Regions from separate parts of the Homo sapiens genome. Here region 1 is linked to region 2. The links are chromatin contacts, found by Hi-C in ENCODE. All regions are on one chromosome and are shown on one strand. The core of a region is the stretch at or near the end of the contact, and the rest is flanking DNA. Distances in the headings are between cores, read along the strand shown. Region 1 overlaps ABTB2 (ankyrin repeat and BTB domain containing 2). Region 2 has its middle 29 kb from the start of LMO2.

What was found. Hi-C counts contacts between places; a loop is a spot of excess contacts on that map. Pooled maps may share reads with other maps.
Region 1: a loop to region 2 is called in a pooled map, with 4 times the contacts of the local background. The contact joins two enhancer-like sites. A Hi-C loop is called at or near these places in 2 of 37 single-sample maps with no recorded cell type and 3 of 50 pooled maps.

Annotation. Positions count from the first base shown.
Region 1 is chr11:34,231,917-34,238,152 of GRCh38, forward strand. All of the region lies in intron 1 of ABTB2 (ankyrin repeat and BTB domain containing 2), which reads right to left. Among named protein-coding and RNA genes, the nearest start is that of ABTB2, 120 kb to the right of the region's middle. RefSeq lists enhancers at 2,085-2,609, 2,286-2,615. Within about 2 kb of position 2,280, at least 13 of the 41 ENCODE cell types and tissues checked have a DNase peak (open chromatin) inside an H3K27ac peak, as active enhancers do.
Region 2 is chr11:33,918,334-33,924,686 of GRCh38, forward strand. No RefSeq gene overlaps it. Among named protein-coding and RNA genes, the nearest start is that of LMO2, 29 kb to the left of the region's middle. Within about 2 kb of position 3,123, at least 3 of the 41 ENCODE cell types and tissues checked have a DNase peak (open chromatin) inside an H3K27ac peak, as active enhancers do.

The sequences.
Region 1 (6,236 bases), core at 1,030-3,529, 310 kb after region 2:
TCTCCTCTAAACTGTCAAGCTCACCAAGAACAAAGAAAGTCTTGTCACAGCCAAGAAGAATCTAAGGACATATAACAACTAAATATGGCATGGGTTCCTGAGACAGAAAAAGGACATTAGGTAAAAACTAAGGAAATCCTAAAGAAGTATGAACTTTAGTTAATAATGTTAATAGGGGAAACGGTGTGGGGTATCTGGAAACTTTCTGTAATACTCTTGCGACTTTCATGTAAATCTAAAATTGTTCTTATGCTGGGAGTGGTGGCTCATGCCTGTAATCCCAGCACTTGGGGAGGCCTAGGTGGGTGGATCATTTGAGGTCAGGAGTTCAAGACCAGCCTGGCCAACATGGTGAAACCCCATCTCTACTAAAAATACAAAAAATTAGCAGGGCATAGTGGTGCACGCCTGTAGCGCCAGCTACTTGGGAGGCAGAGGCATGAGAAGCACTTGAACCTGGGAAGCGGAGGCTGCAGTGAGCTGAGATCGCGCCACTGCACTCCAGCCTGGGCAATAGAGGGAGACTCTGTCTCAAAAAAAAAAAAAAAAATTGTTCTTAAATGAGACATTTAAATCCTAGAGAAAAGGAATATCCCAGAAGCACCATCACGAGGCCTAACCTAATCCCCAGCAAGGGACCTCTCGAGACCTTCTGAAGCCCCACCACAATCTGTAGCCTTCTCTCACAGACCACTTAGTATCTACTCATTTACATATCCATTTGTTTGCAAAGTATTTATCGAGCCCTTGGCCTTGGGTGCAGGGTGGTGGTTGGTCAGGGGGCATGGTGGCTCCCACTTGTAATCTCAGAACTTTGGGAGACCAAGGTGGGAGGATCACTGAGACCAGTTTGGGCAACATAGTGGGACTCTGTCTCTTAAAAAAAAATACATAATAATAAATAAAATTAGCCAGGCGTAATGGTCCCAGCTTCTTGGGAAGCTGAGGTGGGAGGATCTCTTGAGCCTGTGAGGTCAGGGCTGCAGTGAGCCATAATCACACCACTGCACTCCAGCCTGGGTGACAGAAGGAGACTCTGTCTCAAAAAACCCCCTAACCTCCCCCCAAAACCCCAAATGCCCCGCAAAACATATACTACCCCCTCCATCATGCTGGGAGCCACTGAAGGGAGACACCCTGTCATAGTGGTTTGGTCCTCCAGTGGCTAGGGAGGTAGCTGTTTGCTAAGTGAATGTTAAGTCCATCCCAGTCGCTTCCTGCTAACAGTCCACCACGGGAAGTTAGGCATTTAATAATGAGGACACAATTAGGACACCTGGGCTTGGTGCATGAGGATTTTTCTTTTTATTTTTTTGAAGACAAAGCAAAACAAAAAAACAACCCTTTCTTTTTGAGACAGGGTCTTGCTCTATTACCCAGGCAGAAGGGAAATGGCATGATCATGGCTCACTGCAGCTTTTTTTTTTTTTGAGACAGAGCCTCCTTGTTGCCCAGGCTGAAGTGCAGTGGTGTGACCTTGGCTCACTGCAGCCTCCGCCTCCCAGGTCACTGCAGCGTTAAACTCCTGGGCTCAAGCAATCCTCCTGCCTCAGCCTCCCAATTAGCTGGGACCACAGGGGTACACCACCACACCCAGCTAAGTTTCTAAAAATGTTTTGTAGAGACAAGGTCTCACCATGTTGCTCAGGCTGGTCTTGAAATCCTGGGCTCAAGCAATCTGCCTTGGCCTTGCAAAGTGCTGGGATTATAGGCATGAACCACTGTACCTGGCCCACCTTTTTTTTTTTTATTATAAAGGTAATTATGATTATTTTTTAAAAATCAGAAAGGAATAATGAATAAAGTTTCTTTTAATACTACCTCCCAGAGATAACTATTATTAATATATTATAATTTTTCTTCAAATAGGCTTTTAGTACAAATAGTACATGTACAAATACATGTACTAACCTATCAATTTTTTAAAATCACAAACCGAATTTGAGAAACAGGAACATAATGAAATTATTTTTCACCTAATGCTGAATCCTGTATTTTGTGGACATCTTTTCAGGTCAGTGTGTTTGGATATATATTTCTTTTTAAGACCTACACAGTTTCCAGGGTCATCGCTCCCTCAAATTTGAATTGTCAGCTTGATCCCTCTCAGAAGACTAGAGAAACCATACATCCCAGGGCACCTGAAGCAGGGCCAAGCTGGGCTGCAGGTATTTTCCACAGTGCTCTGGCAAGGCCTTCTCCGTGGCTCAGTTAGGGGGTTTCCCTTCTCCCCTCCCCTCCCCTGTTGGGGTGGGGGCAAGGGTAAGAGCGTCTCCCTGGAGGAGGTGCCTAAAGCAGGCTGTGAGTCACTCAGATGAGCTTCCGGGTGAAGTCATGCTGAGAAGCTATTTGCAGACACCTTACTCAAGGAGGCCTAAGGAAAGCATGGGGGGATGCCATCTCAAGCGAGAAATGGAGAACTTTTAGATTCTCCCCTCCCTGGCCTTTCTAGAGCAGAGGCTGTAACCGGAATATCAGAGACACAGTAAATTACCTGGGATTTCCCCATCAGGGAGATTCCTGGGTTACTCTCACTGATAACAAGACTAACTACTCACACCCAGGGTCCCAGGGTGAGGCTGGGCAAGGGAGGCACCAGGGCTGGTTCCACTGCTCAGAGGAGAAATGCAATTCTCTCCTGTGCCTCAAAGTCCAGCATTGTGAGAACACCTCGGATGCCAGCTCTGGCTCCGCCTCTCACAAAACCTAGGTAAAGTGCTTTGTGCGGAATCTTTTCCTTATGAAAAGGCAGGGCTACCAGGCAGTGCCAAGCCCTGGGACAGTCAGGTAACTAATTGCCTATTGCGACTCCCAGCTTACAGGGTAATGCTACCTGCTCCTGCTTAACCTCAGAGACTGGGAATCCCAGTTCTGCCACAGAAGAGGGCCCTTTTAGTTTCCCTGAAGCACTTATACAGAGATTATTGTGTTTATTTTATTTATTTATTTATTTATTTTTGAGACAGAGTCTCGCTCCTTCGCCCAGGCTGGAGTGCAGTGGCGCTATCTTGGCTCACTGCAAGCTCTGCCTCCTGGGTTCACGCCATTCTCCTGCCTCAGCCTCCCAAGTAGCTAGGACTATAGGCGCCCGCCACGGCGCCTGGCTAATTTTTTTTTTGTATTTTTAGTAGAGATGGGGTTTCACCGTGTTAGCCAGGATGGTCTCGATCTCCTGACCTTGTGATCCGCCTGCCTTAGCCACCCAAAGTGCTGGGATTACAGGCGTGAGCCACCGTGCCCGGCCGAGATTATTGTGTTTATTAATTTGCTTACTTGCTCAGTATCTGGTGCCCCTACTCCCTCTAAAATGCAAGCTCTGCATAGCAGGGATTGCCTGAAAAATGTCAGCCACATAGATGCTCAAGACATTTCTAGAAAAGAAATGAATGCCATCAGCCAAATATCTGACCATGACCCGGGGTAAGTACTTAACCTCTAGACCTCAGTTTCTTCATCTGTAAAGCGGATATGGTTTCTTCTCTGTAGTGGTTATGAACATATCGCATAAAGCACTAAACCCAATGCCTGACACATAGCAAGAGTTCAATAAAAGGGCTCTCTCTGTTATCCTCAGAGATGACAAGGATCTTGAACCCCACAATAAACTGCTACATCTCCAATACTGAATGAATTAGCCTCTGTTCAATAAGCCCCACAGGAAGGGGAGCGGGGGAGGTCAAAAGGAATTGGTGCCTGTGATCCCACCTTCCTAAGAGGATTTGCCTATCAGAGCCATCCAGGACCTGATTGGGGATCTCCTTCTGGCTTTTAAGCCACAAGCCATGAATACTGCTGACACCACTCCTATGAAGTAGCAACAAGTGATCCATCGCTAATTGCACTTTGCAGAGCTTTTTCTGATCCATGCTAGAGGCATTAATTAGCTGCAGGAGGTCAGCGCTAGCTAAGTGAACACTCTTTGTGCCCCAGGTAAGGAGACCAAGCTGAGAAGGCAGAGCAGAGCCTGTTCCTCCTTGAAACAAACTTTCAGGCAGCAAAGCCCTAAACAGAGACAGCTGTGTGGTCTGGGCAAGCACAGCGCCTAGCTTCCCTGCTGCCCACACTCAGAAGCAGGCTGAGCGCCAGACGGGGAGAGATGCTGCTGGGTTCTGGGGTGGACAGACATCGTGGACATCGGGTGCAGGCTGGTGGGTACACCCCTGCAAGGAAGAGAAGGGTAAAGGCCAGGTGGGAAGTCCGTGGATATTCTTGTTGGCAGAGGGAGATTAAAAATAGAAAAAAGAGACAGGGCTGGAGAAAGAGGAGGGGAGAAAAAGTATTAAAATAGAGTTTTTTCCCTGGAAAGAAGAGGTCATTTGGAACAGTCACTTCATATGAAAGGTAAAAAAATGTGTTTTGAAATAGCTGAGAAAATATGGAAATTTTCTTCTTCCTTTGCTCTTGTTGTAGAAGGGTAGAGAATTCACACTTGTCTTCTACCTCCAGAAGGCACAGGGCAGAAAACACAGGACTCTCTTTAATGTGCCTTTTAAGACAAAAAATTCTTTCTAATTTGGGGTGGGTCACTCGACAGGTTTCAGAGAGGTTATTTCTAGGGCTGGAGAAGGACTCTGTGCCGCCAGTTTTCCCTAACAGCAGCATTTTAAGCAGCAGATTTTAGGTAGCTTGAAGCCAGAGGACCCCATTCTCTTTTGATGCCTCCCCGGCACCCCCTCCCCTCAATCCACTGATTTACTCCGGGAGGCCTCAGGGCCCAAGGCCAGGCCTTGATCTCCTGGGGAAGCAGAAGTGATTGAGATGCCGATACATCAGGCCTGTTAGCCAGGCCAGGAGGGAGACAGGAGGATAAAGAGACAAAGAACCGAGGAGGGTAGATAAACGAAATCGCATCAGCCGCAAAGCTGCTCGCTCCTAGATAGATTAGCACCTTCCTCTGCCCTAATCATTCCAGACAGCCTCTGCAGCTTGGGTGTGCCCAGCCATCTGGGAACCCTCAGGGATTCGGACTCTATTTTGGCAGCTATTATCTGTGGGGGAAATAATTCTCTCCTTGGTGAACCTCAAGTTTATGAGAAAGTTGAATGTATGCAAAAAGACAAAATCATTTAAACTGTACAAGGGAAGCAAGCTGTTTAGAAGTATTTTATGGAGTCGTGGCCAAGAGTAGGGGCTTTGGGGACAGAATATGTACCTCTGGATCATCTTGGACAAGTTACCGAACCCCTCTGTGTGTGTTGAGGTTTTCTCATCTGTAAAATGGAGCCCACAGTACCCACCTCTATCAGGTTGTTATGAAGATTAAATATGCAATAGATACACAGTAAACATTCCATACTGGGGGCTTTCATGCTTTCATACTGATTACCACGGCTGTGTCCTCGTGATTTTCCTGGATATTCTTTTTTTTTTTTTTTTTTTTTTTAGACCGAGTCTCGCTCTATTGCCCAGGCTGGGCAGTGGCGCCATCTCAGCTCACTGCAACCTCCACCTCCCAGGTTCAAGTGATTCTCCTGCCTCAGCCTCCCAAAGTGCTCGGATTTCAGGCGTGAGCCACTGCGCCTGGCCTTTCCTGGATATTCTGATTTCAAATTGTTTTCCTGTTATCTCCATAAATGAATTTGCCAGATTTATGATTATGATCAGAATATGGTCTTCTTAAAGGGTAGTCTCATTTTCTGAATCATTATTTGTATAAATCTGGACATTTCCCAGTTCAGGCTGGCTTCAGTAAGAACCCACTAAAGGCCAGGCTCACTTCTGTAATCCCAGCACTTTGGGAGGCCAAGGTGGGCAGATCACCTGAGGTCTGGAGTTTGAGACCAGCCTGACATGGTGAAACCCCATCTCTACTAAAAATACAAAAATTAGCTGGGCATAGTGGTGGGCGCCTATAATCCCAGCTACTTGGGAGGCTGAGGCAGGAGAATCGCTTGAACCTGGGAGGTGGGAAGTGGAAGTTGCAGTGGGCCGAGATCGCACCATTGCACTCCAGCCTGGGCAACAAGAGTGAAACTCCACTCAAAAACAAACAAAAAACGCTATGCCACCCACCACCACCCTGGACCACACTCTCACTAAGTCTTTAAATTGATACCCCATTTGCCCTGATGTGTGATTATTCATTGTATGCATGTATCAAAATATCTCATGTACCTCATAAATATATATACCTGCTATATACCCACAAAATTAAATAAATTTTAAAAAATATTTAAATTAGCTTCAAAGCCCTATATTATCTCCCATACTCCCAGCCTCTCTGGCTACCCACACTA
Region 2 (6,353 bases), core at 1,873-4,372:
TTTCATATACCCTATCTTTTTGCTTAATCTTCACTCTTCCTGTGTGATAGGTGTTATTAGTCCATTTAAAAATGAGACAGAGGATGAGTGATTGGTACTTAATCCATTTTTTAAAAAATCTTTTCTTATGAAAATTTTCAGACATGTATAAAAGAAAAGAAAATAAGACCATAAATTTCCATTTATCCATTCACAGCTTCAATAATTATTTACAGATGGCCATTCTGGTTTCACCTATACTCCCCTCCCTCACTCTTTCTCTTCCACTATAGAGCAAATTCCAGACATCATATGACTTCATCCATAAATATGTCTGTAAATGATAAAAACTCTCTTTTTTTTTTTGAGACGGAGTCTCGCACTGTCGCAGGTGCTGGTGTGTAGCAGCACAATCTCAGCTCACTGCAACCTCCGCCTCCCAGTTCAAGCGATTCTCCTGCCTCAGCCTCCCAAGTAGCTAGGATTACAGGCACCTGCCACCATGCCAAGCTAATTTTTGGTATTTTTAGTAGAGATGGGGTTTCACTATGTTGGCCAGGCTGGTCTTGAACTCCTGACCTGGTGATCCGCCCACCTCTCCCTCCCAAAGTTCTGAGATTACAGGAGTGAGCCACCGTGCCCGGCCAAGAACTCTTTTTTTAAAGATAACCACAACTGGCTGGGCACAGTGGCTCACGCCTGTAATCCCAGCACTTTGAAAGGCCGAGGCAGGTGGATCACGTGAGGTCAGGAGTTGGAGACCAGCCTGGCCAACATGACGAAACCCCATCTCTACTAAAAATACAAAAATTAGCTGGGTGTGGTGACAGGTGCCTGTAATCCCAGCTACTTGGGAGGCTAAGGCAAGAGAATCACTTGAGCCTGGGAGGCAGAGGTTGCAGTGAGCTGAAATCATGCCACTGCACTGCAGCCTGGGAAACAGAGTGAGACTCTGTCTGAAAAAAAAAAGAAAAAAAAGATAACCACAGTACTATAAATTTTTTATATCAAGATGTAGCTGCTCCTTTTTTATGGTTCTTACATAATATCTTAATTGTTTTCCTAGAATAGTAGTAATTATTATTTTCACTTAACATAGTATCATAAACATTTCCTATGTCATTAAATGTTCTTCTAAAATGTAATATTTAAGCATGCATGATATTAATAAATCAATTAATTTATGGAGCCGATCATTATTTTAGATATTTATGTTATTTCCACATTTTTAACATTAAAAAGTGCTTCAAATAAATGTCTGTGATAGACAGCTCAGTGTCTTCAAATATCCATTCTCCTCTTATTCTTTGGAATGAGACCCCAATTTTACTTGGTGTGACAAAAGATAAGCTAAAAAAATTTCATTTCCCAGCTTCTTTTGCAATGTACTGAGGCCAGGTGAATACATCAGCCAGTGAAAACTAAGTAGAAATGTAAGTGGGACCTCAAGAAAGGCTGTTCAGAGATAACTGACTCAGCCAGGAAGTGCTCTGTTTTTGCCCTCCCCTTCCTCTTTCTACTGCTGGGAATGCACGCAGAGTGGCTAGGGGTCCAGTGCCATCTTGAACCATTCAAATGGAAACCACACTTCCATTCTGCACATTCCACTTTCTTCTGCTCAAGGTGATTGAGCAAAGGAAAGAAAGAGCTTGGATCTCTGATGTCCCCAGAGTCAGGATGTTTACCCCTGGACCTCCTTTATGTGACAAAGCAATAGATCAATAGATGTCTCTCTTACTTAAGCCTCTGTTACCGGAATTTTCCTTGGTATGCAACTGAATCTACTTCTAATGGAATCTTTGCACATGTGCATGATTATTGTATGTAGCACTTCAAATTATTACCTTGTATTATAGATATTTATGTTCCTATCTCACCCGTCTTATTGATCTGTAAGTTCCTTGAGGACAGGGTATTTTTGTTTGTTTGTTTGTTTAATATTTTATCTTCTTATCCCACATAACACCTATCTAAGTTCCTGGCACAAAATATAGGTTTAAAAACATTTTTTTAAAAAAATGAATGAGCACATAAATGTGGGAATGTGTGACCTTGAGCAATTGATTTTACTTAGCCAAGACTCGGCATTCTTAATTTCAAAAGAAGGTACAAATTCCTACTACAGGTGCTTTTGAGAAAACTCAGTAACCTGTTATTGAAAGATCCATGAAAACTATACAAAATAAAGGTTTATCGTGAAGGAGGACAGGAGAGCCGAGTGATGAGAAGGTCTCGAGATTGGGAACACGCGGGTCTTCACAAGGGACAGCAGGAATGTCGTGGAGCTGGGGTAGAGTCATTGAGTGGAAGAGGAGCAGCATGAGGTTGGAGAGGGGTCTTGCAGGTGATGGTGAAGATTTTTCTTTTTGAAACAGGGTCTCACTCTATCACCCAGGCTGGAGTGCAGTGGTGTGATCTTGGCTCACTGCAGCCTCAACCTTCCAAGCTTAAGTGATCCTCCCACCTCAGCCTCCAGAGTAGCTGGGACTATAGGCACATACCAATATTCCCAGCTAATTTTTGTATTTCTTGTAGAGATGGGGTTTCACCATGTTGCCCAGGGTGGTCTTGAACTCCTGAGCTCAAGCAATCTGCCTGCCTCGGCCTCCCAAAGTGCTGGGATGACAGGCGTGAGCTACCGTGCTCAGCCTATGGTGAAGATTTCTAAATGTGATTTGTGTCTCAAAATGCATGGCCCTCACAATGTTATGAGAGGGTTACATGACAGTGCTTACCACAGTGCCTGCCATAAGATAAGCATTTAATACATGGTAATTGTCATTATTGTTGTTGTTTTTACTGACAGGGTGGTATAGTTGGAAGAGAATGGAACCAGAAGTCAGAAAAATAGGGTTCCACTCTTGGTGCTGGAAGTTTCCAATCTCACTAGCCAAGTGAAGATGTGGAAAACACAAGCCCAAGGAAGTGACTGCCAAACTTATGAAAGCCTCAGAACCGTTTGCTCAAATGGAATATTTCATGAGAAGTCAAACATGTCAAATGGATGCAAGTGGCGTGACTGTGGTAGGGGAGTGGGTGGGAGTCTTGAACACCATTGCTGCCGCTCAGCTGTCTCTTCCTTTCCACAGTGGCCCCTCAGGGGGCTTCTCAAGGCACTATTTAAAAACCGCTAGACATATGCTGAAGGCCATTAGTCATTAGGGAAATGCAAATCAAAACCACAATGATGCAGAGCACAGACGATTTTTAAGGCAGTGAAACTATTCTGTATGATACTACAATGATGGATACAAGTTATTGTATATTTGTCAAAACTCACAGAATATCCCACACCAAGACTGAACCTGAATGTAAACTATAGGCTTTGGTTGATTATGCTGTGTCAATGTAGGTTCATCAAGTGCAACAAATGTACCACTTTTGGTGCATATGTCAACAGTGGAGAGGTTGTGCATGTGTGGGGACGGGGTATTTGGGAACTCTCTGTACTTTCCACACAATTTTTATGTAAAACTAAAACTGCTCTAAAAAAATTAAGTTTACCAATTAAAAAAAGCACAATATGTTCTCTCACTCATAAGTGGGTGTTGAACAATGAGAACACATGGACACAGGGAGGGGAACATCACACACGGGGGCCTGGCGGGGCGTGGGGGGCAAGGGAAGGGAGAGCATTAGGAGAAATACCTAATGTAGATGATGGGTTGATGGGTGCAGCAAACCACCATGGCACGTGTATACCTATGTAACAAACCTGCACGTTCTGCAATGTATCCCAGAACTTAAAGTATAAAATAAAATAAAATAAAAAACTTAAAAAAGCATTAAAAAAACACACAATAAGATACCAATTCATACTCACTAGGGTAGCTATAATTAACACTTAAAAAAACAAAACAAGAAATAGAAACCAAAGAGTTAGCAAAGATGTGATGAAATTGGTTGAACCCCCCATGCATTGCTGGTGGAAATGTAAAATGGTTCAGTCACTCAGGAAAACAGATTGGCCTGGCCAGTCCTCAAACAGTTAAACATAGAATTAACATATGACCCACTCAGTCTACTAGCAGGTATATGCCCCAAAGAAGTTAAAACAGGTATTCAAACAAAACTTGTACACCAGTGTTCATAGCATCACTATTCACAATAGCCCAAAGGTAGAAACAATCTGAATGTCCATCCACAGATGAATAAACAAAATGTGGTATGTCCGTAAAATGAAATATTATTCCTCAATAAAAAGGAATAAAGTACTGATAGGTGCCACGGCATGGATGAACCTTGAAAACATTATGCTAAGTCTCACAAGCCAGAGACAAAATGTCACATACCGCATGATTCCATTTATATGAAATATCTAGAACAGGCAAATCCACAGAGACAGAAAGCAGATTAATGGTTAGCAAGAGCTAGAGGAATGAACAGACAAGGTGTAAATGTGGCATAAACAGGGGTGGGTACTGATGGTGCCATAATGGAAGGCCCTGGAAATTCACCAGACTCCATCACTGGGAGTAACGAAGACAATTATATCGCTGGAGGATTAAGTTGTGAGCTATTTCTAGTCAAATCCAAAGGGTTGGGCTCTTTGTTGCCAACAAAGGTTAAAACAAGACACCATCCAGGGATCCAAGGGATAGGGAAGGACCGGTTGAGAACTCTAGACCTGTGCTGTCTAATACGGTGGTCACTAGCCACATGTAGCCATGAAGCACTTAAGATGTGGCTAGTCTGAATTGAGATATGCTATAGTGTAAAATACACATCAGACTTTGGAGACCGAATATGAAAAAAAGAATGCAAAATAGCTCATTTACCATTTTATATTGATTGTGTACTGAAATAATATTTTAGATGTATCGAGTCAAATAAATATATGGTTAAAACTAATCCTGCCTGTTTCTTTTTACTTTTTTACTTGGCTACTAGAAGTTTTTATATTGCATGTGTAACTCACATTATATTTCTGTTGGACAGCATTGCTTACTGAATCATTGCTCCTCCAGGGCAGAGGTGGTGCTATCCAGGGGCTTTAGAGGCAGAGACCACCCAGCCTAAAGCACCATGTGGGTATTAAAGCTTCCCAAATGGTAGCTGGGAAAATGTGGGCATATCTTGTCCCAACACAGCACAACCCACAGAATCTATTAAGCAAATCAAATTTTGCTTGTGTCCTGGATACAAACACAGTTGAATCCAAAACTTAAAGTCTTTTAAAGCAACTCAATTTTCTCAAAAAGACCCTATGTCCATAAAAATAGCGTCAGTGGAGGGGTGAGTCCCCACCATGCCCCTCCCTGACCCCCTAGTATGTCTCCCAGAGTCCCAGAAAGGGTAAATGGAATAGAATTTTCAAAACACTTGAAAACAGCCAGAAAAACCATGCAATGTTTCTTCTGTGGCAGAGTAAAGATTGCGCATTTTTTAACAGGATAGAAAATAAAAACAAAGATCCATACAGCCAGTCCCTCAAACCACCATTTTAGTCATAGTCTGCCTGAGCTTTTGGCTGGGCTACAAAATGAAATAAATCCCTTTATAATCCCTCACTCTGGCTCCAAAATATATTTTCACAAGCATCAGAGCAGACCCTTTGGGCATTTCTTCCTAGAAATGCTCATCTTTACTCCAACTCTTTTTTTCTGATCATATCCTTTTACAAAATAGTGAACTGAAATGATTCTTGTGCAGGTTATATCAGATGGGGATGGGGAGAGGCGAGATGTGGGCAGTGGTGCAAACAGAAATCAGCCTCACAAGCTCAACATCACTCCCAGACTCTCCATAATCCTCCCCAGATCACACACTTTGGTTGGTTTCTCCTTCCACCAAACACACTAAATTTCCCATTTTCTGCCTAGCTACATTCTCTTGTGTTGTTTATTTAATATTTGAGTTGTTACTTAACACTTCACACCGCTTGTAGGGTCTTTGAAGAGTATGATACTTTCCCTTAACCTCCACCCCTATACCTAGCTCAGTATGACTTCACAAAACACTCAATAAAAATTTGTTGAAAATTTGTTGAATGAAGTTGAATCTGATATTTGCCAACTGCGATAAAATAGAGAAAATCAATGTCAGCTTTTCCAGCTAGAAAGAGAAACAGGACAGCTATATAAAATGATCTGTAGGAAAAATTGCATCCAACACTTTACTTTCAGCTCTCCAAAGGAGGCTGTTATAACAATGGACTATAAATACTGGGTGAATGCTGTATCTGTAAAGAAGCAATTCTAACAGTGGGCTGGAAGAGCCAAGAAAATCCAGCTTCTTCTCCCTGTGTATATACACAGGTGCGCCGTGTGGAATGAAATCCACTTAACTCGATTTTATGGACAGTGATTCATGCAAACTCAGTTCTAAACTGCTCAGCACGGCTCAGTTAAATAAATTACAGCAAGAGTAAGCCA